2 separate regions of the Homo sapiens genome follow, and region 2 is linked to region 1. Evidence: chromatin loops called from intact Hi-C (ENCODE). Cell type or tissue: IMR-90. All regions are shown on one strand. Each heading gives the region's core, and the rest is flanking DNA. Links, peaks and the distances in the headings are about the cores only.

The links. Peaks named below come from ENCODE experiments on the same cell type or tissue, not always from the same donor. Only the 100,000 strongest peaks of a DNase experiment are listed, where the experiment ranks them.
Region 2: a loop joins it to region 1, with 5 times the contacts of the local background. A loop is called at or near these places in 9 of 110 quality-filtered maps.

The regions. Positions count from the first base shown.
Region 1 is chr3:111,330,133-111,345,958 of GRCh38, forward strand. No RefSeq gene overlaps it. Among named protein-coding and RNA genes, the nearest start is that of CD96, 200 kb to the right of the region's middle. In IMR-90, for the core only: a CTCF peak has its summit at 8,130 (motif pointing left); a DNase peak (open chromatin) is centred at 8,129.
Region 2 is chr3:111,204,302-111,220,127 of GRCh38, forward strand. No RefSeq gene overlaps it. Among named protein-coding and RNA genes, the nearest start is that of NECTIN3, 140 kb to the left of the region's middle. RefSeq lists an enhancer at 6,512-7,142. In IMR-90, for the core only: a CTCF peak has its summit at 6,204 (motif pointing right); a DNase peak (open chromatin) is centred at 5,890; H3K27ac peaks cover 297 bases.

The DNA of each region.
Region 1 (15,826 bases), core at 5,873-10,872:
ATAAAAGTATATGGGGGAAATGTTAATAATGTTGATATAGAATCAAAAAAATTAATAATGTTGATAGAGAAAATCCAAATATTCCTTCTTCACCTGCAACTGAGAAAATCCTAATGTCTGCCACCAAAGGAGAAAGCCTACAAGGTGGCATGTAATAATAACTTAGATACCGGTCAGTGAGTCAGCTGGCCATTCTTGCTGACCAAGATTGTCTGTAGAGCTCATATTGTAAATGAGGAATGGAAAAGTGAATAGGTAGCTGATCATCTCAGTGACTACAGGAACTGTGCAAAGGCTGGGTAAGCTTTGTTGGGATGAGCATGATGATAGAAGGTTCAAGCCAGGTCTCATGTGGAAACAAGAGTGAATGGGCAATTATTCTCTGGAGTGATTTTAAAATGTCTTAGGGTGAATTCTCTTGAAGGATGACACTCTGTGTATTGCTTATCCTAGGTCATAGCTTCCCATGTTATCATGAGTGCATATAAATTTCCCAGGGATCGTGTTAAAATACAGATTCTCCTTTAGTAAGTCTGGGCTAGGCCCTGAGATTTTGCAACTCTAACAAGCTCCTATGCGATACTAATGTTGTTGACCTTAGGAATACACTTTGAGTAGCAAGGTCCTAAGGCACAGAAAATCAAGAACAATCTTGATTCCACTGAAATTGGGATTTTCCTGTCTTTGGCCTTTGGAAAATGGGTGGTAAATTAAAGTAGATCCATGGGAGGAAGACAGGATGGGTTGTGGAGGCAGTACAAGATCATAACTTTTTGTAGCCCATAACTTATTCTCTTCTTTTCCCCAGCAGGGAAAAGCTATAGAATTTGTTCTTTTTGTTTTCAACTTTTCTTGTCTTAGTCCCTAACATACTCCTTAGCCCCTAACATATCCCTACAGCAATCCCTTTGATCTTCAAATAAACCTTGTTTTATCCCATTACAAATGTTGAAGCAGGAACCACAGTTGCATGTAATTTGTGTTCCATACCTTCTTGGAGTTGGCTTTTTATGTACATAGGTCTAAGATGAGGTAAAGAAGTGAGTTCGATTCCACTGTCTTTGATAATAAAGCATATTTGACAGTCTATAAAGTGTCATTGTCCAACATTTCCAAGGACATAGAATCCTTGTGAACTAGTCATCACCACTGTAAAGGTAAAAACTATGCCTAAGAGACAAGTCACTAACTTACACTGCCCCCTTGAAGAAGTTACAAATCTATAGGCAATGAGTCAATCAGCAACACTCACTGAACACCTACTACATGCCTTGCATTATGGTAGAGATTGTGATAATATAGAAAAACAAGGACTCTGGATCTAGAGGTGACAACTAAGATGAAAGGCAAAAATCAATATGTGAAGCAATAACAAATTGTGATCAGTCAGGGTGGACTTTGCCATCTCGCATTGGCTCTACACCATACACTACATATATAAAGGATATTTCAACAGTGATTTACAACTTCAGAAATAAAAAAATCATTCTCAGCTAATGATCTTAAAACTTACTCCATTCTTATTTGCCATTTTACCTGGTAATGAGTTATCTCCCCAATCCCAACCTTAGATTACTCTTTCAATCATTTTAATTTTCTACCCACTCATACTGGGTTAGGCTACCTTAACTAATTCCATTCTCTGAATCCCACCCTATCGTGGGGTCAGGGCTCCTACAGGGTAGACCCAAGGGCCATGGGAATACTGAATAGATGTGATATTTGAGTTGTGTCTTCAAAAAAAGTCAGAGTTTGTCAAGTGAAAAAGTTGAGGAAAACATTTATGGTGGTTTCCAAGCAGTAATAACATGGTGCAAAGGCATGTAACAATATCAGATCTATGCCAGGGAATACTAGGAATAAGCTTGAAAATCCATTTACAAAGAGCTGTGATGTGCATCCTTTTTCAGTAGAATGATACAGATTGCTCTTCCATATGTTGTAAGGCCATTAGTACAATTCAGCTTGCCGTGAAGGCTGGCGCAAGATGAACCTTTGATCTTACTGCACTAGTACTTCTTTGAAGTAAATGTGACCCTTATTTTAGGTCCTGATGATTATCAAGAACTAGAAGGTCCTAGTTATTTTCCAAGCTTAAAACTTCCCCTAGGCATTCCACTAAATACACTGGTCTTAATGTGGTATTAGGCACATTTGGGACAGATAAGCAGACATTCAAAAAAAAAAAATAAACAGTTTAGTAAATATTTTACTAAAATGTTATAATTTTGGTCACAGAGCCTCATATGCTTTTTGACCTTTGCTTATTTTCTCAAAATACCACTAAGACCACCAACACTGTCAAAGAAAGTGATGGATAGTTTAGCAAGATTCAAACTTAGAATGGAATACCACTAAAATGTCATGTTGTTCAATATACTGGGGCAAAATAAACCCAGGATATTTGGTTCATATGGAAACCAAAAACAAAACAAAACAAAAAACAAACAGAGAAATCCATGCAGTGACCCATGGAGAGTTGACACATGTGCTGATGCTCTATATCCATCAAAATGATTGAGGGGAACTCCCAGGTTGATCCTATACATAGTTCATCAGAAGCCACATCTGTTCTCTTTCGCCAATATGTAAGTGTGCTGTGTCTTGATCAGCTGTCTCAAGATTTTAAGTCCCTTTTGTCCTTTCCCAATATAAATAGCAAGGCAAGGCCTTTTGAATTCACTTTGGAACACTCTCAAAACCCAACAGGTGTTGGCCTTTGCTGACCTCTGGGGGCCTTTCCCCTCTTTGAGGGGGGACTGTCTGCTCTTCCCCAAAGGGATAGCCCCACCAGACAACCACAGGGTGACAGCTGGCATCCTCACACAACACATACCAGCAAGGAGGAGAGCTCAGGAGCGACAGCCAAGAATATTCGGCACTAGCCCCTCTTCCTTGTAAACCACCCATTGGGGAAAAAGTGGAAAACAGAATTGCTGAGAATCTTATGTTTCTTAGAAATGCAATTACCACAGATGTAAACGATATGGGAAGTTACAGGCTTACAGGCTGCCATCAGGAAAAACTAGCTACTTAGAGGTGAAAGCAATGTCTTTGGAACATGGTAAATGAAAACGCAAATGAAAGTTGTTCAAAAAGGATTCTCAGGGAGGGGATGAGAATGGTGATACTGCAGAGCTTTTTTTTTTTTTTTCTTTTTTTTGGTTGTGAGGATTTGGCCCTCAAATTAGGGTTGCTAGATTATGCAAATAAAAAGAGAGGATGTCTATTAAATCTTAATTTCAGGTGAATTAACAAAGGTTTTTGGATAAATATATTCTATGTAATATTTGGGACATATTTATACTAAAAAGTTATTTGTTGTTTTACCTGAAATGCAAATTTAACTGGATGCTTTGTATTTTTCTGATAATGTGCCTCAAAATCTAACAATCTGTTTATTCTTCTGATTCCTGATTGTTCTCCTCCAGAGACCAATAGTGACACTTCCACGCCAAAATGAAACTTTATTGCAAGCTTTTGAGATAAATGGAAAACCTCAGTCATAGAGTCTCAATTGTATAACTGGAATGGACTCTCTGTATGATGCTGCTCACTTCTTTCTGCTCGCTCCAATTTTCATATAAATTTAAAGAACGTGTCTTTTGTTTTAGATTATTGTATAATTAACTTCTTTGTCAGAAGAAATGAGACAAGCATATTAAATGAAATTTAATTTAATTTGACTAATAGTTGTTCCATGCTGAGCTAGGCATGATCTGGCAAAGGAGGGGCTGGTGATGTAGTCTGTCAGGAATGTTCTGCTTATTCTGCCTCTGATGGGCTACACACAAAAAAAATTTTCAATAAGATCAATGTGGCCTGCCATTCAGCAGAGTTAAATAAATACTCAATGCTCACTATCTACCATTTTCTGGATCAGACGCTGAAGATGTAGAGATGTATAAACCGTTGCCTCCACATGCTGACTCCCTGATAGGTGATATATAATGGAGAAAAGATTAATTTTATTTGGTAGCATCAAGGAAGGCTTCACAGAAGATGTGATGGAAAGAGAAAATCTCCGTTTTAGAAAAAGTGCAGCAGGGGCAAGAAATTTGGGGAAAATGTAAAAGGTATCCTATTATCTTGGGATTTTCCTAGGCTTTCTGGTCATCCCATGAATGTTTGTGGGATTACTTGCTTCATTCTGTCAGAAACACTTGTATTTCCTGCATATTAATAGCATTTATTGGTAAATTTTAAAAAGCTGACCAAGTTGTCACTACAGGGCAGAGAATTCATATAAGGAATTGGAGGTCTGTGAACCTCTTGAGATTATATATACCAATTTATGTGTACAGATAATGTGAATTTTTCTAAGAAAGAGGGGCTTATAGTTTTTTTAATTAACAAAGTATTCTATAAGCTTTCAAACATTAAAAATCTCTGTCATCTAGAAATCAGAATGTTCATCAAAATAACATTATGTAATAATTAAATATATAGTAAAAAACTTTCTGCAAAGACATTATACAAGCTTTGGGGAACAAAACAAGGGGAGTCACTAAGCTTATGTAAAAACATCAATCTTTGTAGGAAAAAAGTGGGAATCATGTGATTGAAATAATGTTATTATTATAGAATCATAGTACTGAAGGGGCACTGAGAGATTTCTATTTTATTAACACTGATCTTCCAGTCACCAGTGAGGATCTCCTTGTCTCCATGGGTCTCACCTAGATGATCTGACAATTGTCTCAACATTTCCTCCATGTATAATATTTATACTTATAAACATTGATTCATGAAACCAAGGCATAATGAAATTCAGAGCAGTTCCCTAAATGTATTCGCATCTACCCTTTCTCCTACTTTAAGTTTTTCCATTTTGTTTAGAATCTGTTTCTAAGAGGGGAATATTTATTGACTATTCTGTCACTATGACAATCTTATGAGGCATAGTTTCTAAATTCCCATTTTACCCATGAAGACACTGAGACTCAACAAAGCTAAGTTACTTACCTAAGCCAGGAAAGCTAGAAAGGGTGTTCTGAATGTTGGTTATCAAAGAGGATGGAAGGAGGTGAGTATGCAACTAAGTGAAGGGATCCAGTCTGAACAGAGGACTTGAAGTGAATTGTGTTATATTTGATGATTCTGCTTACCTGCTCTCTGGATTTGCAAGCCCACCATTATTTCCATGATACACTTATTGGGAATTTCCTGCTTTTAGTATTTTTATTCCAAATACAAATATGTTATTGAATGCAAATGTTATAATTCAACATAATATAACTTTATATAGAATATAATAATGGATCATATTATCATGCTTCCTGGGGTTCATATAGTCGACAAAATAATGACTCTATGCAGCCAAGTGAATCAAAGAGGAAGGGATTTTATTCTGGTGGCATGGTGTAGTTTAGACTAAAACACAATTAGCAAACAAAGATAAAACCAAGCATTTATCCATTAGATATTTTAAAATTTTAACTATTTAGGTCCAACAGTAGATCCCTGTGGCAGACGCCACTAACACCAAATTTACATGAGCTTCTCTATATTACTCAGCCTCCTTTGCAGTTAATTTAGGGCCACATGCCTAGTACTGGTAAATGTCATGCATTGTTTCTAGATTGAGGCACTTAAGAGCCACAGTACCAACCTCCATCCCTTTCATCTCCTATTCTGGTAACTTTGGAGGCCAAAGGTTTCAAATGTCATAGCTATGAGGTGCAGAAGAAGCAACCAATCCACACCAGGCTTTCCATGAGTGAGAAGCAAGCATTCAGTGTGTTCAGTCTCTGAGATTTTGCGGGCTTAGTCTACTGTGTAGCTACTCTCAAAGTGTAAAAACTAACAATGTCAGCATCCTTTGGAAATTTGTTAGAAATGCAGAATCTATTCTCAATCCCAGAGATACTAACCAGAATCTACATTTTAACAATATTCCTGGATGAATAATGTGCATATTAATTATAGAAGCTCTGTTTTAAACTATATTTGCAATTCTGGTAACTTGGAATGCTAGTAGTGATATTCAGAGAATACCAAACCTGATTTGTATGAAAGTCAATAGCTTAGATTTTCAAAAACACAGAGATCTGTGACCTACTGCAGAAGAATTTCTGGAAGTAAGCCTAGAAATTTCTACTAAAATTTCCTAGTGATTCTGATAATTGGCTACATTTAAATCTTTGTCAGTTCCAACTGGGAATATAGATAGATACACATGATCACGTTAAATTTTGCTATTTTAGAATAATTATGAATTACATAAATAATAAAAATTTAGTTAACAAATGTTCTGTGAAGAGTTCCTGGTACTTATATACAGAGTCCATGAAATTAATGTTTATGTCACTTGTTATCTAATTTGAGGTGCAAAGTGATTTTCAACTTTTATTAGCCTCAGAAACTCTGGGCAAACAGAAAATCTGAACAGGGAGGGGTGGAGAATGCATTGCCTTCATTTGCACTGCTTTTTCCAACTAGCTGTCTTGCTTCAGTCCTTTCCAGGCTACACGTATCTTTGAGTTTAAAAGAGCCTGCAGCTGTCTTCATTTAGCAGTTTCCTTATCAGAATGAGGCAGTTCCACATCCTTTTGCAGACAGACATCAAAATACTGGCTCTTCCCTTCTTTATTTCTGACTGTCTCCCCTGTGAGTCAAAACCACAGTAAAAAAGGATTGTCACACAGTAAGCTCACCACCGAAGAGTGGAGAGTACCTGGCTGCCTTATGAAAAGTCAGTTAGAGTCCCTCTTTTTAAGGTTCTCACTGGGATGGTTTTTATTTTGCATAAAATTTGTTTTAAAAATCCTCTCTGTCCCTTTTGAACTGGATCAGCAGCTTTCAGCTCCTTTCAGAAACCCCTTGGCTGCTGGCCTTTTCTCTCTGAATACCCGTTAAGCAGGCAACACTATAGGAAAATCTTTAAACATGGTTTTGCAGAGTTGTTTTCTCATAACAACTCCAATTTTAAATTACAAAAAAAATCTCATTTTTTATCAACATGCTAAGTCTAAGACAATATTCAGCTGACATAGCTGAATGGGCATTTGCCTGATTTCATGGAGGCTCCTAGCCATGGGTAGAATAAAGTATTTCCAACAAGGACCTAAGTAAGGTCCAACCCCTAACGAAGAAATGCCATTTATTTCAAGGACTTACAAAACAGGGAATGTGGCTGGAAGAGAGGAGGGGGCAGAAGTCACCAGATATTGTAGGAACTTGGGCATCAAGGGAAGGAGAAGGGGAACAGAAAGGGTGGGATGGAGGAGGTGGCAAAAAACAGATCCTGGGGAGGAAAGAGGAAGACAAAAGAGGGAGGCATGTTGAAAGTAAGGCTATTGTTTTTCACAGTTTAAGCAGTAAATCTTTTTCAAGAAAACAAACAAAATGAGGTCAGGAGATTGAGACCATCCTGGCTAACACGGTGAAACCCCGTCTCTACTAAAAATACAAAAACAATTAGCTGGGCGCGGTGGCGGGCGCCTGTAGTCCCAGCTACTCGGGAGGCTGAGGCAGGAGAATGGCGTGAACCCGGGAGGTGGAGCTTGCAGTGAGCCGAGATCGTGCCACTGCACTCCAGCCTGGGCGACAGAGCGAGACTCGGTCTCAAACAAAACAAAACAAAAGACAAAACAAAACAAAAAATGCCCCCCACCCCATAGCAAAAACTCTATGATTTGTTTTTCAGTACCCATAAGAGTAGATATACACAAATCAAACTGAACTGAAGATAAATAAAAATGTATTTCAATTCAAACAACCGGTTAATAATTGGCTAGTATCTGTGTGGTGTTAACAGGTTCATTTGTAGATATTCTCTTAAATAATTATTTATTCCTCCTACACAGGATAATCAGGCTGGTTGAATGTGTGAACTATTCACACATTCAAAGATCCACACTCAATGAAGAGACTTATGAAGTAACGTTTCTCTCTCTCTCATGACTTTTGGGTTTTATTACCATTTCAGCTCTGAATCTCCTCTGACTTAGGATCACCCTAACCTGAGGATGCCTTTTGGCTCTGTTTTTGTCTCTTTCTTTAAACTACTTTCTCTCATTCTTCCTTGCCCTCCAGTCTGTACTTTCCCTTCATGTTATCTGCTTCTCCCTGGAGGCAATATTCCTTGCCTGCCTTGTATTTTAAAGGGCCAATCCAGAGCGCCACCTAGTGCTTCTGTTTGAGGCCTTAGAAGGGACTGATAATTTTGCAAGAGAATATGTATATCTGAACTCCCTCCATGAGCAATATTGAATTCCTGGGAACTCTATATGAACAGTGAGTCCTGTGAGTCATCAAGGGAAGATATCAAATAGTTCTTCCCACTAAGAGGGACACCTAGGTTGGAAGCTCCAAAACAGGATTCTTCGGTGCCTGGAAGCTACTGAGAGAAATGAGAGAGACCATGAGGTTGAGATTCCAGAGAGTTTGATTCTCAGAAGAAATCATGACCAGACTTTTGTAAGAAAGGTGGCAAGCTAACCAGGAAATGCAAGGTGGAAATGCATGTCTGACTTACCTAATGCATTAGCGAAAATGGATCCCAACAGTCTTGGTTTCCGGTTCTTATAAACAGAAGGAAAGAAGGAAGGAAAGGAAGATGGAGAAGAAAAAAATAATATGAAAAATCATGACAAAAGTCATCTGCTTAGAAAAATGTTAGCATAGCAGTCTTTCCAATCATTGAAGTCCTGCTTATAAAGTTAGCCTTTGCCTAAAGCATGGAAACTTAGGTTTTTGGAAGATTCCTATCATTTCTGATAAGAAAGCCTCACTGTGCCTAAACTGTGCAAATAATGTAATTTATGTTGAATGTCTGTGTGCCTTCTGGGAGTCTGGAATTTTGATATGTGTTTAGTAGATGGAGTCTAAGTGGCCAGCTCTAGGTAAAAACTTTGGGCACTGGATCTCTAATGAACTTCTCTGATAGGCAACATTTCATGTGCATTGTCATAATTTGTTGCTAGAGGAATTCAGTGTATCAAGCATCATTCTCCTGGGAGGAGGAGACTCTTGGAAGCTTGAATCTGTTTTTCTCTGGACTTCATGCACATTTTCACTTGGCTGATATTTTTGTATCCTTCCTCTACAATAAAGCATAGCCATGAGTACAACTTTATGCTGAGTCATATAAGTTCTAGCAGGTCACTTAACCTGGCTGTGATCTTGGGAACCCATAACACATCACTTTCCTGCCATTATTTAATAACTTCAGTTTTTAAAATTATGGGTAGATTTTATAAACCACCCAGGAGAAATTCATATTCATCTTTTCTGTACCCACTAATTTTGAATTTTGCTTGGAAAATGAGATCAAAAGAAATACTCTTTTGAAATGTTTGGAAGGTGATGCCAATGAGAAATGCTAATATCTCTTGTATTATACATAACTAATTAAACAACCAAAATGTTGGAAATGAAGTGTTAAGTGAGAAGCAGTTTGACACAGAGTAAAAAACTTGAGTATGAGGTTTGACTTCACCATTTACTTGCCCTGTAACTTTGCAAAAGTTAACTTTTCTGAGCTTGAATTAAAAAAATATATAAAAGGGGATGTTCATACTCATTTTTGAATATAGTTCACAAGCTACATTTCATACTCATTTGTGAATGTATTTTTGTGAATTAACTTGAGATAATATATGTAATAGACTTAACACAGCGACTAGCACATTCTAAGTATTCAGTCAATGGTATAAGTAGATGTTGTTAATCAGCATTACAACAGAAATGGCTCAAAGATACTGTCAAAATCCCTTTTAGGACAATACAAGAAGCAGAAGCCTGCACCAGACTGAGCCTTGGAGGCTCCAGTCACATCTAGAGTGGCCCTAAGAGGTGTCATTTTAAGACCATTGTGGCCTATTCAAGGGTGGGCCTGTATCTCAGAGGTCTGCACTAAGCTCTCCTTGTGACCACTCAGCATCTCTCCATGCTGACTTCAGTCTCTTGCAGCTACCTACAGGGAGAAGATGACTTTGGGAGTTTTCCTTAAATTCTTTCCTCTGAATTTTAGTAGCCATCCAAGCAGTATAGAGTAATTGAGGTAGGAAGACACATGGCCCTATCTTTGTTTGATTCACCATCTACGTGGCCTTGGAAAAGTTACTTCTCTGAGTCTTAGTGATATGGTTTGGCTGTGTCCCCACCCAAACCTCACCTTGAATTGCAACTTCCACAATTCCCACATGTCGCAAGAGGACCCCAGTAGGATGTGATTGAATTATGGGAGTGGGTCTTTCCTGTGCTATTCTCATGATAGTGAATCTCATGAGATCTGATGGCTTTAAAAAGAGGAGTTTCCCTGCACAAGCTCTCTTCTCTTGTCTGCCACCATGTGAGATGTGCCTTTCACCTTCCACCATGATTGTGAGGCCTTCTCAGCCACATGGAACTGTAAGTCCAAAAAACCTCTTTCTTTTGTAAATTTCCTAGTCTCGGGTATGTCTTTATCAGCAGCATGAAAACAGTCCAGTACAGTAAATTCCTACCAGTAGAGTGGGGCATTGCTGAAACGATACCCAAAAATGTGGAAGTGACTTTGGAACTAGGTAACAGGCAGAGGTTGGAACAGTTTGAAGGGCTCAAAAGAAGACAGGAAATTGTGGGAAAGTTTGGAACTTCCTAGAGACTTGTTAAGGGCTTTGACAAAAATGCTGATAGTGTTATCAACAAAAAGTTCCAGACTGAGGTAGTCTCAAATGGAGATGACGAACTTGTTGGGAACTGGAGCAAAGGTGACTCTTGTTATGTTTTAGCAAAGAGCCTGGTGGCATTTTGCCCCTGCCCTAAAGATTTGTGGAACTTTGAACTCAAGAGAGATGATTTAAAGTATCTAGTGGAAGAAATTTCCAAGCAGCAAAGCATTCAAGAGGTGACTTGGGTGCTGTTAAAGGCATTCAGTTTTATAAGGAAAGCAGAACATGAGACTTTGGAAAATTTACAGCCTGACAATGTGATAGAAAAGAAAACCCCATTTTCTGGGGAGGAATTCAAGTTGGCTGCAGAAATTTGCATAAGTAATAAGGAACTGAATGCCAATCCCCAAGACAATGGGGAAAATGTCTCCAGGGCATGTCAGAGGTCTTTACAGCAGCCTCTCCATCAAAGGCCTGAGGCCTAGGAGAAAATGGTTTTGTGGGCCTGGCCCAGGGTCCCCATGCTGTGTACAGCCTAGAGACTTGGTATCCTGCATCCTAGCTGCTCCAGCCATGGCTGAAAGGGGCCAATGTAGAGTTCAAGCTGTTGCTTCTGAGGGTGCAAGCCCCAGGCCTTGGCAGCCTCCATGTGATGTTGAGCCTGTAAGTGCACAGAAGTCCAGAATTGAGGCTTGGGAACCTCTGCCTAGATTTCAGAAGATCTATGGAAACACCTGAATGTCCAGGAAGAAGTTTGCTGCAGGGGTGGGGCCTTCATGGAGAACCTCTGCTAGGGAAATGGGAAAGGGAAATGTGGGGTGAGAATCCCTACTGGGGCACCACCTATTAAAGCTGTGAGAAGAGGGCAACCATCCTCCAGACCCCAGAATGGTAGATCCACTGTGAGCTTGCATCGTGCACCCAGAAAAGCTGCAGACACTCAACAGCAGCCTGTGCAAGCAGCCGGGAGGGAGGCTGTACCCTGCAAAGCCATAGGGGTGGAGATGCCCAAGAACATGGGAACCAACCTATTGCATCAGCATGACCTGGATGTGAGACTTGGAGTCAAAGGAGATCATTTTGAATCTTTAAGATTTGGCTGCTCCACTGGATTTCAGAATTGCATGGGACCTGTAGCGCTTTGTTTTGGCCAATTTCTCCCATTTGGAACAGTAGTATTTACCCAATCTCTGTACCCCCATTGTATCTAGGAAGTAACTAACTTGCTTTTTATTTTACAGGTTCATAGGCAGAAGGGACCTTCCTTGTCTCAGATGAGACATTAGACTGTGGACTTTTGAGTTAATGCTGAAATTAGTTAAGATTTTGGGGGACTGTTGGGAAGGCATGATTGGTTTTGAAATGTGAGGAAATGTGAGATTTGGGAGAGAATAGGGCAGAATGATGTGGTTTGGTATGGTTTGGCTGTGTCTTCACCCAAATCTCATCTTGACTTGTAACTCCCACAATTCCCATGTGTCATGTGAGGAACCCAGTGGGAGATGATTCTATTATTAGGGCAGGTCTTTCCTGCACTGTTCTCATGATAGTGAGTCTCAGGAGATCTGATGATTTTAAAGAGGAGTGTCCCTTCACAAGCTGTCTTCCCTTGTCTGCCACCATGTGAGATGTGCCTTTCACCTTCCACCATGATTGTGAGGCCTCCCCAGCCACATGGAACTGTTTAAGTCCAATAAAACTTTCTCTTGTAAATTTCCCAGTCTCAGGTATGTCTTTATCAGCAGCATGAAAACAGACCAATACACTCAGTATGCCTCTCTGTAAAACAGATAAATTAAAAATATATACTTTTGCTACCTCCCTTGAAACTTGTCTAGAAAATCCATAGATAATATGGCAAAATGCTTTGGAAGTTGTAAAATACAATACAGAGAACCCCTGACTTTTTTTCTAGGCTGAGCATGAAGTCTATTACCCAAGGTTGTTTGAGTGTCTGGCAGAAGAAAGTAGGAGGAACTTGAGGCTTATTGAAAAAGGAGATTTGGTTTGGCATTAGTCTTAAACATCTAAATTGAATCCTGAGTATTTATTTAAATTCCACAAAGGCTGGCAAAAATTATGTCCTTCTCCAGTTTGAGCTGGAATTACAGACAATGAAAACATTGCTTTAGTATTTAATTGCAATAACTGGTATCATACCACTTTTTTGTACAATGATGCATCACGGTTATCTGAAATTGATTTATTGCTTTGTTGTGAAAACTTGTTTTTCATTGATGTTTCCCCCTCAGTGCTCTTTTTCACTAATTGATTGATTTGATTGTTAGAGCTTCAACTCCATCTCTGAAGATGGATTGGAATAATTATTGCAGCCTGCTGTTTAATCATTCTGCCACACAATTACTGCTGCTATGTGCTCTTCAGTTGCACTTTATTAGCTGTAGTAATTGTAGTTGAGTTTAATAATTTCATAAGATACTTAGATATGATAACTTGGTCATTATTCAGGGGGCACTTTTATGGAAACTGCGGGCTCCTGAACAAGTGAGAAACTCATGCTAATTTCTCCTTTTGGTTACCTGTTAAGAAGTTCTTGAACATTACACCTCCCAGTCAATTATAGTCATAAATGCCCAACCTGGAGAGGTAGAACAAGGCATTCCATAGCTCAGAGAATACCAGTTGTTTAAGAACCTGAGCCTGAAAGAGGGTAATACATTTTCCTTGATTGCCACCATCCCCAAGCCTGGGAATATTATGTGGCTATGCTACAGAGGAAGAAAATAATATTGTTGTTTGTTAATTATGTTTTATAGTATTTTTTGATAAGCCTGTAATGACCTTTCCCCAAGGTTGCTTTTTCTCTGGAATCTGCATATGCAGAACAGGGTAATCTTCTAAAGTAGAACACAAAGTTTTAGCAGTGTGAGGTGAAGTATCCTTTTCTACCTTCCCTTTGTTACACTGACTTGGGTGAATTCTCCCTACCACCCCTGGACCCTGCACTGAACTTGTCCCTTCCACCTCCTTGAGAAAGAGTGTGGGGCAAGGGACCAGGACAAATGCCAGGGGCTGCTCTGGATTGATATAATTTTATTTCAAAACTCAAGATGTGGGCTCATTCCTAATTCAACTGCACGTGTAATTATTTACTCAGTGTATTGCTTTCCATACATTGAAGACAGTCACACTTATTTGTGATGTTTGAGATTATTATAGAAGAGCATTGCTCTAGTGTCAAGTTATATTAATAGTCTGCTGTGTCAGAGTTGCCTAGACTGGACGCAAAACACTTTGGAAGCTAATTCTGATTTCCTCTTTTGTTTTTTACTTTAATCACAATTATAGTATTCACTAAATCATTTGGGAAGAAAATGGGTTTTTAAAAAGCACTTGCTTTTAAATAATTCTTTCTTTCCCCCATCTCTTTTTTCTTTTTTTCCTAATTCTCTCTCTCTCTCTCTGTCACACACACACACACACACACACACACACACAGACACACACACACACCATTGACTGCATTACTTGCTCTGATTATCTCATATGTCAATATCCCCAATTTTGGAGTTTATAATTTGAACAAATGATAATCTGCATGTCATGATGAAGAAAACTTTCCAGACTTGTTTTGAAATTCAGAAATGTACAGTTTCCTTCCAATTTTTGGTTGTTTGTTTTTTCTTTGAGCTATAGGAAAAAAATTGGAATGTAGAGGCTTTATGTAAAAATACTGTTTAATGACATGCTTAGAGGAATACACTCTGCAGAACTGTTTGCAATTATAATTTCTCTTATTAATTTTTCATATGCTTCAGAATTATTTTCCAATCCCACTGCCCCTCAATCAAGGAAGTCATGTTGGATGGAAAATAAATGGCAAAATTTGCCAGCAAATGCAAAACATAGAGATCTGGCGAAGATCTGTAAGATAACAGCAGACCTTTTGTGTTTCTTTCAATAGAGCACATTGACAAATTTAAGAAGTGGCATCTAGGTTTGAAATAAACCTAATGTCTCCCAACTTACCTTCATTGGTAGCTTCAAACACAGCTAGATCTTGCTGTGATTTTGCATGGTAGAAGAGAAAGGATGCAACCATGTCTGACCATGTCAGTTAAAGAATCAATAGCTGCTCACTTCTGTAAGGTAAGCTATCATCTTTGGACCTTCTTGAGCGCTTTCACTTATCTTCAGAAAATATAATCTGACTCAACTTGTTTCCTGGAAAGCGCAAGGGATTTTTTCCCTTTGAGTTAAATAGAAGTTAGGATTCTGTAGTCCTTTTTCATCAAGTGTGTAAGTTTAGTAGAAGCTTAACCTATAAGGATTTTTTGATCTGCAGTAGTAGATTGTAAGCACTATGCATTTTTCAGAGATACTATATACATTGATTGGGTATTTATTTTTGTATATAACCACCAATTATCTATTTTAACCATCAACTTTAATAATAATAATAATAATAGCAGCGTGGTCAGCTGAATAATAGCTCCCTAAAATATCCAGGGTCCTAATCCCTGGAACCATGAAAATTACCTTATATAGCAAAAGACACTTTGCAGATGTAATTAAGTTAAATGTCTTGAAACTAGGAGATTATTCTGGTTTATTTAGGTGGACCCTAAATGCAACGACAAGCATCCTTATGAGAAGCAGGCAAAGGGAAATTTGACATAGAAGAGAAGGCTATTTGAAGAAAGTGGAGGGAAGCAGAGAGAGAGGAATCCTATGCCACTGACTTTGAAAATGGAGAAAGGAGCTACAAACCTAAAAATACAACCAGTCACTAACAGCTGTGAAATATAAGGAAATGGATTCTCAATTGGAGTCTCCTGGGCTATGTCCTACCAACACCTGATTTTAGCCCAGTGAAACCCATTATAAACTTCTGGCCTCTGAAACTCTAAGAAAATAAATGTATGCTGCTTTTAGCCACGGCATTTATGATAATTTGTTATGGCAGCCAATAGGAAACTAATATAAGTGCTATCAATTATAGCTAACATTTATTGACCATGTGTGCTTTTAGTTATTAGTCAAGAACTGTGCTAGGAATTCTACATAGATTTTTCTAATTTTGTACTCATAAAGTGATGTAAGGTAAGTATTAAAATTACTCTCATTTTATAGGTGATGAAACTGAGACTCAGAGAAGAGCTGAGATTAATCCCATATCTGTCCAACTTCAAAATCCCTTCTCTGAAGCTGTACAGGAATGTTGTGTCCCCAAGGGGTCAATATTCCAGGAAAGAACCACTGCTGCT
Region 2 (15,826 bases), core at 3,877-8,876, 130 kb before region 1:
CAGCACTTTAGGAGGCCAAGGCAGGAGGATCACTTGAGCCCAGAAGTTCAAGGTGTGCCTGGGCAATATAGTGAGACCCTATCTCTGGGAAAAAAAAAAAAGAGGGAGGAAGGAAGGATTGGCCAGGTATAGAGGTATGTTCCTGTAGTCTCAGCTACTCGGGAGGATTGCTTGAGCCCAGGAGGTCAAGGTGTGCCTGGGCACTGGGCAATATAGTAAGACCCCATCTTTAAAAAAAAAAAAAGAAAAATTAGCCAGGTAAGGGAGCATGTACCTGTAGTCCCAGCTACTCGGGAGGATCACTTGAGCCCAGGAGGTCAAGGCTGCAGTGAGCTGTGATTTCTCCACTGCCTCCCAGCCTGGGTGACAGAATGAGACTGTCTCTAAAAAATAAAAATTAAATAGCCCTTTGAAATTCTGGTCTAATATGTTTCTAAATGGAGATTCATGTTCTATATTTAAGAATAACCAATCCTTTTTATCCACAATCTCTTGGGGCTCCCACAACCTTTTCTAAATACTTCCCTTCCTACTGGTGTTAAAGCCAAAAGTTCAGTGAAGGATTGATGCTTTCACCTGTATTTATCTTACCTTGTTCAGTGTAGAAGAGGTAGAACTATTTATTGTCAAGAGACATCCTGATCATTTAATCAGAACTCAATTACTGATTTCCCAAATTTGTAAATTCCCAAGTAGGAATATGCAGGGCAAAGGGACTTGAACAATTTGTGACTTTATCTGCAAACTATCCTGTTCTTCTCTTGGCTAAAGAAAAAGCAGTCTTTTCTAAAATGCAAAGGACATTCTAGCACAGATGTGCCCTGCTGTGAATCAGCCAGATGTCCTGGATTTCCTGGCATAGTCCTGCTTTCCAAAGTCAGCCTTGTTATCCCTGTAAATACTGGAGCACGTCAGAGTGATTGTCACCGTGCTGAGTTCAACACCCAAGGTCTGTGCCCTACACCCTAATCCAAAGAATCACTACTTTTGATTTAGTGTAATATGAAGGCATGGCCTGTGGCATTGGTGTGTTTTCAGGCAATCTTATTTTCTCCTGCAGATGGTTTACAGAAACATCCACCGCTCTCCCATTCTTTGTTCTGGCCACAGAGGATTCCACTCCCTATAGCTGTTGGAAGCAGTATTCCCAGGTGTGAAATATGCACCTTCAGGACCTGAAGAGGCCTCCCACACCTCGAACTTGCTTTTTTATGCTGGAAGGTGCAAGAGGCAATGATTTATTTTTCACTTTAGAGGAAATATTCTAGCTACCTCTGGTCACTGGATTTCTGAATATTTTGCTGACATTTCAGGCTCTGGAATATTTGTCTCCCACCCCCTGGAGTACATGTGTCATGCCAATTCTAAGCCCATCCCACTACTGATATGGTGGATCAGTGAGGTGTTCCCTGGGATGTTCAATGATTCCAGGTTTCTCTTGACTACATTATGAAACAGGCAGTGGAGTTAATATAGTCCTGAGTCAAAATTGTGAAGGTATATTGTCACCCATTCCACATGGATATGAACTCTTTTTGATCCTCTTTTTTGATCAGACTAGAAAATAATACTTGGTATATCCATGCCCACATATGCCATATTAATCTGCTCTAGTAAAGATACCACATTTAGCACAATGGATATAATTGGGGATATTACTTTGAGTTCATGGGAATCTACTATCATCCTCCAGGGTCCATCTAGTTTCTTCAAGAACTGGACGGGTGAATTTGATGGAAATATGATAGGGACCATCACCTTTTAAAGGCTTAGGTGTAGCACAATTTCTGCCATCTCTCCTGGGAGGCGATAATATTATATATCTACTATTTGACTCAGCAGGGAGGCAGTTTTAGGGACTTCCATTTTGACTTCCTCATTATGTTAACTCTTAATCACAGGCCAAGGACCTATGTGGATATTGTGCCAACTATCAGGTGTGTCTATACCTTTGACTGGGGAAGTGACCATCAAGTGGGTCTTCAGGGCTGCATTGATTACCAGCTTCCTGTATGTGCTCATTCTAATGAAGGGAGGGTGTAATGACACTTAGGGACTCCAACTATCAATGTCAACTTGGGCCCAAGAGTCCTTGAAATGTTTGGCATCCCCAGTGTACAGCTGCCTAAATAAATAACTATATGTTTCTTTGGACAAGAACAGGGGAAATTCTTGTCATGAATACTTGCTGTGGTTCTGCAAGGTCCTTCGTCGTGGAGACCTGTGGTCATTCAGTAAATTATAGGTCTGAAAACTGTCTCAAGTTCAGAAATGGCAAAACCTTTTGACTTTCTATTTATCAGCTTCCAGCTTCCTTATTAAATATCCCTCAATTTCTTCTGATGGTACAAAATGACAAATTCTGTTACCTGTCTACCTTTGTAATCCTTGAGAGGCCGTGTTCTATTAATTCAGTGGTTCTCAAACTAGCTTGCATTGGAATAACCTGAAGAGCTTGTTAAACCACAGATTGCTGGGTCCTAGCCCCAGAGTTTCTGATTCCATAGGCCTGGGGAGGATCCTGAGAATTTGCATTTCTAAGTAGTTCCCAGGAGGTGGTGATGCTCCTGGTCCAGGAACCACTGTAATCATCTCCATAACTGCACATTAGGCCCCTTTTGCTGCCACTCCAACCTTACCACTCATTAGGATAATTGTATCCACCTGCCTTGCTTCAGGCAGTTACACATCATTACCTGGCCTCTTATATTGGGGTCCTATCATCACTGCTGTTATCCATTTGAGATCCTTTCCTCATTGCTTAACATTTTAGTGAGGCTGAATCCCCTCACCTGTGTATTCCTCATGGCCTTAGTAAATGGTGTGTCCTCTGTGCCTTTCTGTGAAACATAGTCCTTTGGAGGGTATTGGGGCCTCACATAAATATATAATACTTCCAGTCTAATATATCCACTTCCCTGAGCCTTTTAAGCCATTCTTCCATCTGCCAGGGAAATTCTGGCACTCCATCTTTGCTTAGTATGGGCCATTGCCTTTTCCATGCTGCTAGGAGCCATCCTAGTAGCAAGGTGACACCATTTCCTGGGGGCCTTGCCAAGGTGTAAATCCTGTGTCTCTGGAGAGTGTTCCCAAATCAATAAACTTTCCCTTCTCCAATCTTATGTTCCAACTCCTCTTGGTCAAGCAGCCTCAAAATCTAGTCCCGCTGGTACTGCCCTGACATCTGCCAGTATATATTGGCTAGGACTTGCAGCTTCTTTGGAATAGAGTGCCTTTTTTCCCTTATCAGGCTCAGCGTGTCCTGGGCTGATTATGAATTAATCCTACTTATACACCTAGTAGGCAGGAGGAGAGGTCGGGGGGTGGGGGGCGGATATTGAGAGCGGGGTATGTGCTGTCTTGGAGGAAAGAGAGAGCATTGTTTTTAAGCAAGAAGGAAATGCTAGCTTTAAGTACGGAGGATAGGCCACTTCTCCAGGCTCAAAGAATTCAGAGGCATTGTAGAGTGAACAACAGCCCCAGTTTGCCCAGTACTGCCTCAGTTTTAGCACTGAAAACCCCACATCACAGGAAACTCCCCTGTCACTGGAAAACCAAGAGAGTTCATCACCTTAAGATTCAGCATTTTCAGGGAATCGTCCTAGATGTTCCTATCCCGAGTGTCAGGGTCCTGTTTTTCCCCAACCATGGCTGGAGTAACAGTTCTGCCATAGTTGGGCATTTAACTGTATCTAGAAATCAGTACTATCTTTAGCTCTGAGCTCGACCCTCAGCTCCTCTACCCTCCTGCTGTAGGAAATGAACACCTCTCTGAAAACTACCAGGGAAATCTCATGGCTTACATATTTAGCTCTCAGTTGCCTATTGCCTGCATCTTTTTATTATCGAGGATATCAATGGCCCTCAGCAATACTCATGTAATCCCATTGTCCTTAGAGTTACTATTTCCCCCTCACTTCTCGTACACCTGATAAATCTCACCTGCTAGTGCATTCTCTTCTGTGGACATACTATTCCATTTGACCACCCACTGGACTGTCAATTAGTGCCAAGGGATGGCTGTATTTTATCTATCACCGATTAGGTCCTCATTGCCTGTTAGGTGGGTAGGGATTTGGCTCCAAAATCCCATCATTTTAGTTATTTTCTAGGGCCACTCTTAAATGTTTTTAGGTTGAGTTCTCAAGTAGCAGATGTGGAAATGGAGTGTGGCACAAAGGATATTTTTCTACGGATAAACAATTGTGGAAGGGAGGGTCAGGAGGCAAGATTAGGCAGAGAGACAGAAGAACTGGTACAGGTCCATGAAGCCCTGATCCACCCCAGCAATGAGTTCTGGAGCAGGTGTGGCCCATCTGAGTTGTTCCATATTGGGCTGAAATAGCCAGACTTTGATACCTCTGCCTCCCTCAGTCTGGATGTGAGCTACCACAGGAAGGGCTGAGAGGAGGAGCAACAAGTCTTCCCTTGAAGGGGGATGTGGCCAGCGCATTTCCATGTCTACCACACCAGGAGAGGAATTCAAGGAGGTTGGAGCTACTTTCATTCTGTTGGGCTACTATTAATTTATTTACAGGATAGGGAGGTTCTATAAACGGCAAAATGACATTTAATTTATTAACTTATGTTTTCTCCCTACCTGTTCCCCCTTTTATGTTTCCTCTTAGGAGATATTTGTCCCATTCCTTTCTTAATTTCCCCCGATCTTAAAGCCATTGTCCTGAAAATAGAGTTTGAAGAGAAAACAATTTCTCTGGAACTAAATAAAAGGTCTCACAAGAAATATAGACAAGCATGTTGTCTCATATTTCCCTATTTCCCTGTGTATGTAGCAGAGCCTCAGAGGGAGAGGTTACTGAGTAAATATAGAAGGCTGGGCTGTCCTGTGTTCTAGTCCCCGGCCAGGAAACTACACAGTGGTCGGCCTAAAGAGACACATGGGCTGACACCCAGCTGTCTGAGCAGTAATTTCCAATTGACACCCCACCACCATGCTGTGTGGGATCCCAGGACTCTGGCACAATCCTGAAATAGAAAAGGTAAGCATAAGAACATTGCTGCAAGAATAGCTTTGGATTTCCAGCTCACTTTCTTGTATGGGGGCATGGATTTAGAAGAAGTTTAGTGGGAGAAAATAAAGAGATATGATATTTCCTGCACACCTAAGTGTATGGACTGATTAAAACCCTGCTTCACATACGTAAAGGATGCCGTCATGCTGGTACCTCCATCCCTACCCCTTCTCTTAATTTGTCAGGCCCTCTAAGCTTCCCAGTCTGTCTTTAGGCCATATGGACCATATATTGACAGAAGATGCCAATAGGATGTTAAGCATTTGATGCAGAGCCTCCCCCTAGGTCCTCTCCTTCCATCTCAGAGCACACTTTCCCCTGCCCCCATCCCATTTGCTTTGTCTTGCATCGATCTAACCTCAATTCCAGTCCCACAAATGTTTGTTTATAACAGCACTTTAGGAAAAATAATTGGCCCCATCCATTCTTAGTTTTATTCTCAATATTTTTCACTCTCACATTCATTTTCCTTTCCTTCATATTACTCATCTCATATATGTATTTGTTTTATTTTCAAGTTCCACATATGTGAGGTTCCTTGACATTTCTAATTGTAAAACAATGAATTATAATACTTGTAATAAAAAGCCTCAAAATGCTACCTTAAAAATGAGCTCTCAAAGTGAAAACATACTAGTATTGATTTTAGAATTCTAACTAGTATTAAAATGAGTGCTTGTGCAGTGATATCAAGCAGAATTAAAGATAGAATGGGGGAAAGTATGTGTTTCAAAACCTCATTAGGAATATCCTGAAAAGAAAAAGTTGAGATTTATTCATATAGCAAGTCACTTAATGGGTCTCATTCAGATGTTTATCATGCTTCAGAGATGATTCCCCTTCATAAAACTCTGGCCTTATCAGCCCATCAGACATGTTGAGCAATGGTAGTGCTTCTGCTGAAGAGACATGCATTTTCTTAATTCTTCCTACAGTCATTCAAAGGCTCTGGCATCTTTATGCAGTCTCTCTGTAGTTACCTCCCTTGCCTCCATTCTTCAGCTCTCATCCACTTTATATCTGCAACCATTCTCACCTTACTGTGATTTTCCTGCATTCATTCCTCCATCAATTCAATAAATGTGATTGAATGCCTGCAAAGTTCCTGTCTAGGTACTGAGAATATGGCAACGAACAAAACAAACAACAATCTCTGCCTCAGGGGGGCAGTGGAGGGAAGAGACAGTAAACAGTTTAATGAAATATATATATATATATATATATATATATGAGTAACCACATGCATATGTCATTCCATGGATTATGGAGTTTTTAAACTCATGGGAGGGTGCCAGAGAGTAATAAGTGCAAAAAACAAGGGAAGGGGAAACAGTTTTAGATTGGGAATGGGGGTGGGAGGTCAGGACAGGCCTCACTGATGAGTTGATCTTTAAATGAAGACCTGATAGAGGGGTAGGAGTCCTGCATTCGAGGGAAGAATTATGAATTATCTAAGCAGAGCAGCAAGTGCAAAAGTCCTGCAGCAGGGCTATGCCCACCATATTTGAAGAATGGCAAGGACTGAGGGGACAAATAGCAGATGAGGTCTGGGAAGGAATGGGAGGTGGGAGCTGGATTAGGTACTCCTTTGAGGGGCATTGTATGGACTTGGGCTTCTCCTTGAGTGCGAGAGGAGCTATTGGAGGGTTCTTAACAGAGGAATGATGTAATCTACTTATACTTTAACAGGATCACTCTGGCTGCCCTGTTGAAATTGACCAAAGGTGGAAGTGACAGCGGCAGGGAGTCCAGTTAAGAGACCAGTTCAAGCATTTAGCTGAGACTGTGGTAATTTAGATCACAATGGCAGCAGGAAAAGGGAAGAGTTTACTTTGAAGGCATACCCTCCTAACAATCCATGCTCTAATCCTTTCTGCCTCCCAAGGGCTGATTCAGTCTTCCTAAAAATCCACTTTTCTCATGTTGCTTTCCTACTCCAGAACACCAAATAACTCCTTGCTGACCAAATCATGTTCTGTTGTTTTTTCTAGTACTCCTTTTGCAGCTTGGCAGTCTTCCTTTCTACTTGGTCCCCTTCCACTTCCCAGCATGAGCTCTCTATTCCAGTCCATTTGTTTTATTCCTCCCTCCCCCACACATACTACCTGCTAATCTAACCTCTGCAAGAAAAGCCCGCCCTCTCTTTTTTGCCTAGATCTTTCCATCCTGAAAGCCTATTTCAAGTGCCACCTGCTCTGTGTCTTCTCTAATGTTGAAAGCCAGTGTGAGCACCTTCGTTCTTTGGCTTGGCTCTGTGAACCTGCACCTCACATGCTCACAGTTTGGCTTGGCTTACATCATTTTGCACTATTTGCTGATTTATTATTTAGTGCTTCCATAAGTTCATAAGCTCACAAAGGCTGGGACTGGATATGTACTTTTGCATTCTTTATCCACTCCACAAAGATGAGACATGTAATATGTGTTTGGCAAGTGTTTGCTAGAAAGCACAAAATCTAACATAGAGTGTTCAAAACTAAGCTTTGTCATAGTGACCTGGCAACCTATTGAATATATTAAAGACACATGGAAAAACATGGTGATGCTAACTGCCACCTACAATTCCTTACCTGTGTTCTGAACTACTTCTCCAAATGAGTATTTCCTGGGATTGTAACACACTTTAATGCCTGCCTTCTAGGACTGTAGTGAAGATATCCTATAGATTTCACATACATAATACCTATCTCCTCCAGCACCCTGTGTGGCACTCCTCTAGGTGCCAAATAGCTGGCTGCCTTTCTCATTCCTTCCCCATTCTTCCTGCTCTCTCCCACTCTGGCTGCCCCTTTTCTGCTTTGTGTGGGTTATTTGCAGGCATCATTTTCAAGGATGAATCTCATCAACATCTGCTGAGCTGCATATTTATACAGGCTCCAGGTTTCCTTACCAGCTGTGGACATTTTTGCAAACTCTACATTACCACCTAATTGAAATGGCTGTTTGGTTCCATTTCCTTATTAAAGACAGATTAAGGAAATCAGTTCAATACCTTAGCCATTTTAAAGTCATCATGAATCTCATGCTCTTGATTTACTAGCAGGCTTTAAAAAAAAATGTGTCCCTACCCATCCATCTCCTGCTTTTGATCCCCCCTTGCTGGTATTAATGCACACTTCATTTTGGCTGGTCATTTCATTCCTCTTCGTCTAGTAAACATTTGCAGTTTTTGTTCAATCCCTCCTGGACCTCTTCTAATATACCTGTTTTTTCCTCACCCATAAATTTATTTTATCGTTTGAAGTTTGCAGTTCTTCAGGAGCTCGAATGGTGACAATGAAATGCAATATTTTGAGTTTCTTCTGGGGTGTCCTTGATAGCAGCATCCTTGTTTTCTCTGAAGACATTCCTGGCTCCCTGCCAATTCAGTCTTCTCAGTCCTAAGTCTTGCCATCTCAGTCTTCTCAGATACCGTAGCTGAGACCTCTCATCCCCCACCCATTTGCAGGCTCTGGGCCCAATCTCAGGCCTTGGCAGTAGAACGTGTTGAATCAATGTCATACATATTGAGGATATTTTCTGCCAGCCTGTAGCTTGACATGAACACTAGTAACTGGCCTACTGTTTGGATGTCCTGGACCCAAGGGCCTGACCTGATAACTTGTCTAGATCTTCAGGTTATCCAGTGTCCCCCTTACCCTTGCTGGTCCTTCTCGTGAGCCACAGACAAGGGCTCAGGGTCTGCTTTTGCATGTTGAAACACCCTGACCTAGACTCACATTTGGGCAGACAGTGTATTTAGCTCTCCATGCCCTATTAGGGTCATATACACCCATCAGGGATCACTCAAGATACTCCTCCCTGCTAAGTGCTCTCTGCTTGGGTAAGAGCTGCCACCTTATCCTCCAGATGGCATGCTGTGCCTTCCTCGATGGACATCTTTCTACCATCTGCTGCTTGACAGGAGGCTGGCTCGCCAGATAGTAGGTCTGACCTGTTTCATTACCAGCAAGCATCTCACTCTGATACCCACTGCTATATGAGTGTTTGATGATTTCTGCCTACTTCAGCAAACTTCGTAAGCTTTCTTCTCAATAGGAACATCTTCAGCAAAAGGAGCTACTAAACAGTGTTTGTTTCAATTCCTTCCACATCTTCTAAGACTATTTTCTATCTTCCAGCATCTTCTTTCTCAGTGTCCAAAGTCCTCCTGCTAGAGCGGGAGTTCTGACTACAGTCTGGCCTTTCCATGGTGATGCCCTGGGCTTAAGAACTGCCCCATCTTCTTTTTTTTTGCAGCTGACGTTCTGATGTGTTGATTCTGCAAAGCACACTCTCAGAGTCTGGTAAGTTTCTCTTGAAACTCTGAGGGTGTGCTTTGCACTGAGAGTATCATAGTTACTACCAAATGGTTCCATTTATGATATTTAAGGGAAGCCCTATGGGTAGGCCTACTATACATGGTTTGAAGAAAATATGCTATACACTCAATTATACTCTTTCCTCTATGAAAAGGAAACCTCTTTAAAACTAAAAAGCTTTAAACAATAATGAATTGTCCATTTTTCACTCCTTGTAGTAATAAAGAATTTTTAAATTATAATATTCAGTATTGAAAATGGGATAATATAAACTCTCATACACTGCTTCTAGGAATATAAACTAACACATTTTTCTGAAAAGCCCATACTCTCTGACCCAATAATTTCCCACTTAGCAACCTACCCTAAGGATATAGCAAAACAGTCAAAGATTCAAGTATCAAGATGTTTATTAAATTATTATTTAAAATAGCAAATATCGAGAAACAATACAAAAACTCATTAATAGGGAAAAGTTAATATATAATGATACATTTATACTGTGGAACATTATGCAGCCATTGAAATGTTTTCCAATAATATTTTAAAGCATGGGAAATGTTGATAATATTAAGTGAAAACAGTAAAATTCAAAATGCTATATTCTGTGATGTTGGTTATGTCACAGTGGTACAGTGTGTTCATGTGTTTGTGTATGTGTATATTCTATAAATAAGGCTGAGGTCACTACATTAAAACATTAACAGCACTCCTTTATGGGGTTAGAATAGATTTTTATTTTAATGTTTCTATGTTTTCTCAGATTTTCTGTAATAAACATGTATTACATTTATAACCTCAAAAATAGAATTAAAAAACACATAGATAGTTAGACTTTGAATTCAATGTAAGCATTTTTAGCTGCTGGAGCTGTTGAGTCATGGATCCTCCAGTGGTTGATAGGAGAAATAGTCAAGTAAAATAGTAATGTCCATCTTCCAGTGAGTTTTCTTATTACACTGCTTGAGGTTATTACAGCCTTTCAACTTCTTAGCTTATGTATGTAACTCTTATTTTTTCATGTTAAAGGGAAACTCTCAAGGGATTCAGTATGACAATCATAGTGGTATAAAATTGCCTTTGTTGAGATGAACCCATTGATATGGTTTGGCTGTGTCCCCACACAAATCTCATCTTGAATTATAGATCCCATAATCCCCACATGTCATAAGAGGGATCCAGTGGGAGTAATTGAATCATAGGGGTGGTAACCCCCATGCTGCTGTTCTTGTGATAGTGAGTTCTCATGAGATCTGATGGTTTTATAAGGGGCTTTTCCCCCTTTTGCTCAGCACTTCTCCTTCGTGCCATCATGTGAAGAAGGATGTGTTCGCTTCCCCTTCTGCCATGATTGTAAGTTTCCTGAGGCCTCCTTAGCCATGCAGAAATGTGAGTCAATTAAACCTCTTTCCTTTGTAAATTACCCAGTCTCAGGTATGTCTTTATAGTAGTGTGAGAACAGACTAACACACCCATGCAATAAGAGTGCTGGAATTTAAACTGAACAGCTAACTTTGACCATCATGTCCTCATGATTCTTGCTAGAGTTCCAGAGAAAAGTGTACAGAGTAGGCTCACTATATCAGGTCCTCCCTCTCTGGATATGAAAATGGCATAAACTGTGGAGCTTCTCACTAAAGGAAGTGCAAATGGACTCAAGACATACCCAGGAAGACGGAAAGTAATTTTGAACTTCAAGAACAAAAGGTGTCTTCTGACTGTTTTAAAGTTATTTCATTTTCCCTGAAACAAACTTTTTTAAGTAAAATCCTAGAAAAACTGCCCTGGAGTCTTTTGTGTGAAGAGTAAGAGAATGGATAGTTGGATGGAGGAGTCAGGTCCTCAAGTAAGAAAGGAGGCAAACCTCAGATGCCTTCAGAGTTGGGCCCACATGTGGTCTGGTGTGTTGAGCCACACTGCAACTATAGTGTAAAACACTGCTCCAGGATCCTCCCTTCCTCCCTGTTGGAGCTGACTTGCTCCAGTTGGAAGGCCTTGCAGGCAAGCTTTGAGCTCCTTGCCTCTCTCCCACATTCTAGTTGGGTGAGGCATCCTCTACCCCTAGGACTCCCACACTCGCCTCAGCTTGTAGCCCAACATCAGTCCTTTTCCCTTGGCACTGAGTTGCTCAGCTCTGAATTATGCATTCTTTACTATAAAGGCTATATTTTCCTAACCTCAAACCAGGACATGTGGAATAAGGATACTTTTCCTCAATTTGTCTTGGAAAAGTCTTTAAAATATACAAATTAGATCATATTTAGTTATATTTAGTAAAATGCTTCTTTTGAGTTAAAAAAAATGCATGAAATCAAGCTGTCCCAGCACTTCTGTTTCTTATAGCACTGTACTTATGGCTGACTGTCCTGAGAAAGCCCTGGAGAATCCATGAAGTCTTGCCCGGGATTCCCTCTCAACTCAGGCTGAATTACTCCAACCTAAATTTGGCAGCAGTCTTCCCTCTGATGCCCTTGCTCCTGGATAACTTTGTGCATAATTACTTTACCACCTATGGACTAGCAGGCTGGCGGCTTTCAGCCATCTCTAACCCTACTCCTAAAGGAGCTTTCGTGTTTTCACTTCTAAGCTTTTAAAACACTCTATATATTTGAAGACCATTTTTAAAAATTACATCTATCCTCTCCTATTTATCAGTGGTAGTTTCATTTTTTTTCAAAGGTCAACTAAAGACAGTTTATCTCAAATTACAAATTACTTGAAGCAAGTATCTAAATAATCAATTCTAACTATGGAGTAGGCAGAGAGGGAGAAACTTCAGGGGGCTTCCCAGAGGCTTTTGAACCACACTGGGTGGGTAAGTACCCCCTCTTCTTTATAAGGTCTCCTTTATCTCTAAGATCTTGATCTTCGAAGTATGAACTGTTCTTTCTTGAATTCCAGGAAGATTCAAATATCTCATGGATGTGATGTGACGCAGGATCTCAAAGACAATGAGAACTCAGGAATTTTTCTTAGGGAAGAAGGAGAAACGTCTCAGGATGTTCTTTTAAAGATAGTTTCTTATCTTGGTCCCCTTACTTTAGAAGATGAAGATGCTCTCAGCCAAATGTAATGAGATGAGCTGTCGCCCCACTCCCTTTGACTTATACTGTTTTTGAGCCGGTCGATAAAGCACAGAACTGTCGCAACCAACTCAGGGCTTGATGATGGTGTAGGCTGGCAGCTGTGCCTTGTGCCCTGGCTATGGAGAAAGCCCATGTTCCTAGCCTGAGGCAACCAAAAAGAGACAGAACATAGAGAGACAGAACATAGAGAGACAGAATGTAAGAGTGTTCAGGAAAAGTGCAAATCCACCCCCCAAGGTAAACTTCACTCAAAATGCTTGTCCTGCTGCTGGAGAATAGCAGTGGCACCTTTTTCACTGCAAAGGAGAAAGTTGCTGTGATGCTAGGTTCTAGAAGTTCTTATTTAAAACCATTGAATATTCTGTTTTATAAAATGGAAAGCCAAATAAAAGGTTTTCTTTTTTAAATCCATTGTGACAGAATGGCCTTGAAGTATATTAATAGAGTCACCATTAAAGAAGAGGAGGGAGAAACAATGTCTTAGTTCCATTTTAATCATTGATTTCCCATGGAGATTTAGATAAACTTGTTTCCTTCTCCCTAATCATCTCCAAGAGTGGAAAGGAATTCCCCCACAGAATTTTAATGTGGGAAGGAACCCTAGAGAATGTCAAGCCTTAAGGCTTACCAGGAAAAAAAAAATCAGACATTCAATAGAATCTTAGAGCCTGCTCTACTTCCTGAGAGATTCATAAAGGTCATTGATTCTCTCGTTTGAAATGTAATCACCCAGGAAGACTTGATGAAGCAGGAAAGGAAGGGAGAGAGCTAGAATTACCCAAGCATTTAAAAATATAAATCAGTAGAAAAAAAAGTAGTTTTATTAAATGATAGATAGGAAATGAAACAAAATAAGGTCTTTGAAAATAGTTGACTAGTGATAGATATAAGCTATGAAATATACATTTTAAACAATATACAGTAATAATAATACTGAGAATCAATACTTACCCAGTGTTTGCTACAAACCTAGTTTGTCCTGAGCGCTTTACATTTGTGTTTATATTAAGTCACTTAATTCTTATGAGGTAAGTAGGATATTATTATCCAGACTTTACAGATGAGGGCACTGATGAATAGAGAGATGAAATAACTTGTCCAAGCCTATAAATAAGAGGTTGCAGAGCTGGTATTTACAGCTTAGCAGTCTTGCTTCAGGATCTGCACTCTTAACCAGTATACATACACACCATGCATTGAAGGTAGTTCCTGTTCAATGGTTCCACTCTGTTACCCAAAAAAATCTCGATCATCTCAGGCATTTATTGAGCACCTATGGTGTGCAAGTTAATTGGGCCAATTCTTACAACAATCCAAAAACTTTTGTTACTCAAGTAAATCTCAATGAAAATACTTCAGTGAGCATTCATTGAACACTCATTTGAGTCACTTCTCATGAAACTTTGAGGGGTAGTTTTCGTTACTGCTGTTTTACAAGTGAGGAAACAGATTCAGAGAGGTGATGTTCAGAGAGGTAAAGTAACTTGCCCAAGGCTACGCGGCTATTTAAGAAAGAGAGTGGATATTTGAATATGTGTCTATCTGAGCTCAAAAGTGCATTCCTTTCACTATTCTACCCTAAGAAATGCAAATGAATAATATCTGAATTTATTTTGCTTTCCATATTTTTAGTTTTTAGATATATTTATTAAATTTACCTGTGAGATCTTCATTAAACAACAAAATAATAGTCAGTTAACCCTAACTACTTTCTTTTAACCTAAGACCGTACACATATTTGCTTTGAAAACAGTCACATAAAGAATAACTGAAGGGACAAACAATATAATTAATATTCTCAACATAATACCTGGTTGGGTCACACATATGACACACATATGACTATTATGTCAACTTGAACTTGAAGGATCTTCTATAGAGATTTCAGAAATAGAACGAGAAATAGTGCCTGCTGTTTCAAATCAGCCACTTGCCACTGATTCTGGTTACAACTTCTTACTTGGCCAATGATGAGCCAAAGCTGAATTATAGACTTTGGGCTTCTCTATAGTCTCCTGGTAGTCCAAAAAGCAGCTGATTTATCTGTCAGATCTGTGTACTAAATGAAATTGCCCAGATAAACAGATGGCCTGGCCAGGGTGGTATTTCACAGCAACATGTGTTTGTTTGAATAACATAGTCATAAACCTTTCACTCTGGGTCTAAAATTAAATTGTGACTTTTGGATGTTACCTGGGGCTACACAGGAGAAAGCATTCAAATGTCAAATTTATGGCTTGGTTTTTATCAGTAAGTTTTATATAATTTTCTATATTCATTTATAAGAAAAACATAAAACATGCATGTTTTGAATGCATGGCTGGGAGAGAATGGAGGGGAGTATTGCATATAAAAATCCAATCCCCATGATTCTGATTTACAACTAAACAGACAGATTAATGCATAGGTTTGTACGTTATCTTACAAAAAATATGGTTCACTGCCATTTTGAGCCTGAAATGTTACATTCCAACACAACAGCAGGCCAAGACTTTGGGATTCACTCACTATAGGGGTATTGATTGTCACTAAATCTTTAAAAATTAAGAGGAGGCAGGGAAGAAAGCTAACAGTTTGTATAGCATTCTGCTCTAAATGGTAATCAGATGTTCTAGCTATGAATCTTGAAATTGTATCCCTCAGGAGAGCCAAGGATGATGCAGGTAGTATGGCATACTGATCAAAGGTAGGATAGGACAAATAAGAAATAAAGCAGAGTCAGTAATGCAGTTCTGTACTATTTTCTCCTCATAGTCTATATTTGTAAATAATAAGACTGAAATTTTTTGTCTTATTAGAATCACACATTATTATTTGGATATTCTAATAATCCCCCTCCCATTCTTTGTGTTTATCTGACTACTATCCATATGAATAAAAGGAATGGCCATATTCTTTATAATACTGTGATGGAATAGCATTATGGAAACCATTTTCTCTTTTCTATTTACGATTATGTTACGGCATTCTAATAAACATTTTATTTTGAAATAACTATAGATTCACAAGCAGTTGGAGGAAACAATACAGAAGATATACCCTTTATCCCCTTTCCCCCAGTGGTAACATCTTGAAAAACTGTAGTACAATATCACAAACAAAAAATTGACATTGATACAATTCATGGACCTAATTCAGATTTCACTAGTTTTACCTGTATTCACTTGTGTGTTTATGTATTTAGTTTGATACAGTTTTATCACATGTATAGATTCCTGTGATCACTACCACAGTCAAATACAATTCCTCAGAAGGATTCCTCAGGCTACCCTTCTAGAGCTGCAGCCACTTCCTCCTTCTCCCCAGTCTCTAACCCCTGACAACCACTAATCTGTTCTCCATCTCTATAGTTTTGCCATTTTTTGAATTCTATATAAATGGAATCATATAATATGTAATCTTTTGA